2 separate regions of the Homo sapiens genome follow, and region 1 is linked to region 2. Evidence: chromatin loops called from intact Hi-C (ENCODE). Cell type or tissue: gastrocnemius medialis. All regions are shown on one strand.

Region 1 (2,500 bases), 220 kb after region 2:
TGGCATTCTCAGCTCTTCATGGTCCGGCCCTAGCCTACCTTTTTCTATTTTACTTCCTACTGCTTCCCTTTAATAGACGTGTACTCCGAGAAAACTGTACTACTCAGCTCCTCACATTCTCCTGTGTGTATTTTTGTTTGTTTGTTTGTTTGTTTTGAGACGGAGTCTTGCTCTGTCACTCAGGCTGGAGTGCAGTGGCCCGGCTAATTTTTTATATTATTAGTACGGACGGGATTTTGCATTGTTGGCCAGGCTGGTCTCAAACTCCTAGCCTCAAGCAATCTGCCTGCCTCAGCCTCCCAAAGTAATGGGATTACAAGTGTGAGCCACCACACCCGGCCTCCTGTGTGCATTTGTAAATGGTGGGCTCACCTCCCTTTTCTTCTGAATATCTCCTTAAAAATTACATGTCCAGGCCAGATCACTTGAGGTCAGGAGTTCAAGACTAGCCTGGGCAACATGGCGAAACCCCATCTCTACTAAAAATACAAAATGAGCCAGGCAGCTGGCATGTGCCTGTAGTCCCAGCTACTGGGGAGGCTGAGGCAGGAGAATCACTTGAACTCAGGAGGCAGAGGTTGTGGTGAGCCAAGACTACACCACTGCACTCCAGCCTGGGTGACAGAGTGAGACTCTGTCTTAAAAAAAAAAAAAAAATTACATGTCCAAATTCTCCCTTTCCTACAGTGACCAGCTCAAATGGCATCTTGGCCAAGTGTCCTCTCCTTCCTCTGCCTCCCACAGTCCTGGCAATGAGCTATACTCCATACACCTTATCCCTTCTTGAAGAGTCATCTTTGGTCAAAAAGTCACTACTAAACTGTGAGTTCATCTTCACAACACAGCTTTTACTTATGGGGAGACACTCACACTATGCCCTGTTTACACAGGATCCAAGCAGAGCCTGCCTCCAACCTATGGCAGGTCATCTCCTGCCTGCCTTGTGTAAATTCCTCAGATTTAAAAGCCCATTTATTCCTTTGGCTCTTTCCCACTAGGGCTTAGCTCTCTCCCAAAACAATGAATTTTCCTTTCAATGACATTGGATAAGGCTCCTTGATTTGATCTATTTTCTGCCTCCCATCCACTGAGCCTTGCTCCAGGGTATGCCCAGTCCAGTATAAAAAGCCTGGCACCACCTTGTGGGGAGAGAATTTCAACCTCTTTACACAGATGCAAAGGTCCCCATGAGGCAACTGGCCCTGAATTCTGGAGTTCGGCTCCTCCCTTCTCTTGGACCTCAGTTCTCAATTCTCTCCCACTGAATCTTCACAGCTACTTAACTTCTTAATGAAGCTGAACGCTCTATCAACCATCCAGGCCTTAAAGTTCTCAAAGCTGAATATCAAGCATAATCACCCAAGTAGAGAAATGGATCAGACATCAGAGACATCCAGGCAACCTTATCTTGTCTAAAATTATATCTTGTCTAAAAAATATAAATATGTATTTTTAAAATTTTTCGTTACACAATAATGGAATATAATTTCACTGTAAAAAAAATTTGACAACATAGATGACACAGACAAAGTCTCCACTGACACTTCCTCAATCTCGTCCCATGTCTGTCTTAGAGTCCTTTATCCACGTATTTACATATCATCCTTCATCAAATCTAAGATCTTATCACTTGTAATGTGCACTATGCTTCACCAAGAGTTTAAATTAGTAAACTATGTCACCAATTGTTAGATACGCTGATTTCAGAAATGTTAAAAAATCTGAAAAGCATGTTTTAGAATTTACAAATACATATAAATTTTGAGGTTTACAAATATAAATGTAATAATTTTATATTTTTTCTCACTAAAAACGTATCTGAGAGAGCCTCCCACATCAGCTGCATAAAGATCTATACCACACTCTTACACACTTTTTAGGTATCGCATTCTATATGCTGGCTGTACCACTGTACATTTAATCATTCCAATATTTCACCATTCCAGTGCTGGAATGAGCATGTGTTCAGGTGTATTTCACTAGACACAAAATTACCAAATTAAAAGTATGTGATTTTATTTTCAAAGATACAGCCAAACTACCTTCTCCAAAAAGGTCTGAACAATTTATATGCTCAGAATATGAAAGTACACCCATTTTTTCTCATTGCCGCCAAAGAATATTATTCTCTTTAATTTCTGCCAATCTGATGGGATAAAATCATATCTAGTTGCTTTAATGTGTAATTCACTAATTATTAATGAAGTTAAGCATCTCTTTGTATTTATTGGCCATTTGTTCCCTTTCTGTCAATGCCTTTTTATATCTTTTGCCCATTTATTCTAGTGTTTTCTTATTAATATGCAGAAGCTTCTTTATATACTCTGTATTTATCCTTTGTGTATTGCACATGGTCTATTTTCTCCTAGTCTGTTATTTGTTTTTTAATTATATTTGTGATTTTGTCTTTGGTGATACAGACATTACAATCTTTTAATGGTCAAATTTATTCATCACTTCCCAGCTATACCCAAGATTACTTACATGTACGTAATACTTT
Region 2 (2,500 bases):
AGGAAGCTAAAGCAGGAGAATCACTTGAACCTGGGAGGTGGTAGTGGCAGTGAGCCAAGATGATGCCACTGCACTCCAGCCTGGGTGACAGAGTGAGACCCTGTCTAAACAAAACAAAACAAAAAAAAACACCTTCCCCCTCCCCCCATGAATCTTGTGGGCACCCTTTAAAGGAAGCTCTCCATGTCTCTTACCCATATTTCTCTGACTCTACAACTCAGAAAACTGTCCCTGACCTCCGTAATTCAGAGACTCATCCAACAGACATCCAATCCAGCTCCTGCCCAATTTGTGGCCCACCTAGACTGTACACTTCTTTCAGTTCTTTCTATCATTCATCCTTGGAACCAGCCACCTCCTCTGCACCCTGGATCTCTACTTTAACTCAGTCCTCAGAACCTAATAGCCTTAGGCAGGGCTCTACATCTACTAATTCCACAGATGTTTCTAAGCACCTACTATGTGTCAGACCCAGCATGTCCTTTGTTTCATCTAATCCTCAAATTCTCTGAGGTAGGTGTGATTATCCTTACTTTACAGATGAAGAAACTGAGGTTCAGGGTGGTAGCTGACTTGCAGAGGTCTCTCTGATTCTGTGTTCTCATGGAGTTTGGGGGTGGGGGGAGGCTTGGGGAGGAAAAGGTCTTGTCCACTCCAGAGGCCCCTGTGACTTGCTGAGTCACTTGCTTCTGTCACCTGTCCCTGTCAATCTCTGGGAAGGAGAAATGACACTGGAGAGGCAGAGAGGAGTGACCACAGAGGCAGAGGGGTGGGCGGGCTGGCCCATGGCTGAGACCTCTCTCCCAGAGCTGGGGGGAGAGGACAAAGCCACGCCTTGCCCCAGCATCCTGGAGCTGGAGGAGCTCCTGCGGGCAGGGAAGTCTTCTTGCAGCCGTGTGGACGAAGTTTGGCCCAACCTTTTCATAGGAGATGCGTGAGTGGTAGCTGGCCAAGGGGCATGGGGGTGGGGACGTGGAGAGGCAGTTCTTGGTCGCTTTACCAGACACAGGAGGGTGGAAACAAGGAGAAATAGCTCTGCTCTGACCATCCCAGGCCAGGGACCTTCTCCAGGACCCCCGGGGGTGCTGAGGTCAGTGCAGTGACCAGGTATGGCCACCAGGGAGAGCAGGGACTTCGCCTGCCTGAAAGCAGGGAGTCTCCCAGGAGTTCCAGGAAACATTTCCAGGACAACTGTCAAGTGTAGAGGCAGAGGCCCAGGAAATAGTATTTGGGGCATGAGATAAGGTAGACAGAGAGCCCCCTGTTTCTGGGCCCAGCCTCCCTCCTCTGGATACAGACGGTGGAGAAGCCTGACTGAAGGTGAATCAGAGAAGGTGTTGCCTCTAAACATTTGTAGGTTAGAAGCAGGTATGAGGTGGTAGCCAGTAGAGGACGGATATGCGTGGGAGGACATGGGGCAAGAAGGGAGGGGCAGCCAGGTTCCAGGGCTGAAGCAATCCCTTCCTTCCTGTCCTGGCCAAGGCAGGGACAGATGCATTGAGGAAGCAAAGAGGGTCTAAAGATCCCCCGACACACACACCGCCGGCTCAGCCACCAGAAAGTGCGGGGCTCTGGGTATAGGGCTGTGGAGTCAGACCCCACTTGGAGCTTGCTGGGGTTGGACTCTCTTTGGACCCTAATGGCTCGGTCCCTCTGCAGCAGGGGGCCAGGCACAGCCTCCCTCCTGGTCCCATGGCTTGGCCGGCATCAAGTGCCCTTCCTGCCCTCCCCAGGGCCACGGCAAACAACCGCTTTGAGCTGTGGAAGCTGGGCATCACCCACGTGCTGAACGCCGCCCACAAGGGCCTCTACTGTCAGGGCGGCCCTGACTTCTACGGCAGCAGTGTGAGCTACCTGGGGGTGCCAGCCCACGACCTCCCTGATTTTGACATCAGTGCCTACTTCTCCTCTGCGGCTGACTTCATCCACCGTGCCCTCAACACGCCTGGGGGTAGGACTTGGGGTCCAAGCCCATATCCCATCTTGCTCATTCATGGGGAGGATGCCTCATTTCCTCTCAGTCATCAGTGCCCTCCCATCCCTGCTTTTTAAAAATCCTCTGCTTAGGCCGTGTGTGGTGGCTCATGCTTGTAATCCTAGCACTTTGGGAGGCCGAGGTGGGTGGATCGCCTGAGGTCAGGAGTTCAAGACCAGCCTGGCCAACACGGTGAAACCTCGTCTCTACTAAAAATACAAATATTAGCCGGGCATGGTGGCACCCACCTATAATCTCAGCTACTCTGGAGGCTGAGGCAGGAGAATTGCTTGAACATGGGGGGCGGAGGTTGCAGTGAGCCGAGATCATGCCACTTCACTCTAGCCTGGGCAAAAGGGCGAAACTCCATCCCCCCCCGCCAAAAAAAAGTCCTCTGCTTAGTGCTCCAGCATTTTGTCGAACCCGATTCCTTCCCAGATGGGGAAACTGAGGCCTGGAATACAAGGTCATGCCATGAGTTAGGAGCAACCCTGAGGCTGAAAGCCATTTCTCCCAAACAGCAGA

Evidence for each region. A loop is a pair of places that touch in the nucleus more often than their neighbours do. Peaks named below come from ENCODE experiments on the same cell type or tissue, not always from the same donor. Only the 100,000 strongest peaks of a DNase experiment are listed, where the experiment ranks them.
Region 1: a loop joins it to region 2, with 6 times the contacts of the local background. A loop is called at or near these places in 4 of 110 quality-filtered maps.

What each region holds. Positions count from the first base shown.
Region 1 is chr10:74,888,198-74,890,697 of GRCh38, reverse strand. The region is part of intron 3 of KAT6B (lysine acetyltransferase 6B); the gene reads right to left. Among named protein-coding and RNA genes, the nearest start is that of KAT6B, 63 kb to the right of the region's middle. In gastrocnemius medialis, a CTCF peak has its summit at 1,134 (motif pointing left); no DNase peak of the experiment used is centred here; H3K27ac peaks cover 1,684 bases.
Region 2 is chr10:75,107,443-75,109,942 of GRCh38, reverse strand. It overlaps DUSP13A (dual specificity phosphatase 13A), which reads left to right and starts at 786. Exons shown (of 3, transcript NM_001007271.3): 1 at 786-934; 2 at 1,734-1,951. The coding sequence starts at 786. It also overlaps a transcript of DUSP13B not described here and a transcript of SAMD8 not described here. In gastrocnemius medialis, a CTCF peak has its summit at 1,104 (motif pointing right); DNase peaks (open chromatin) are centred at 702, 1,122, 1,422, 2,402 and 1 weaker place; H3K4me3 peaks cover 2,094 bases; H3K27ac peaks cover 2,500 bases.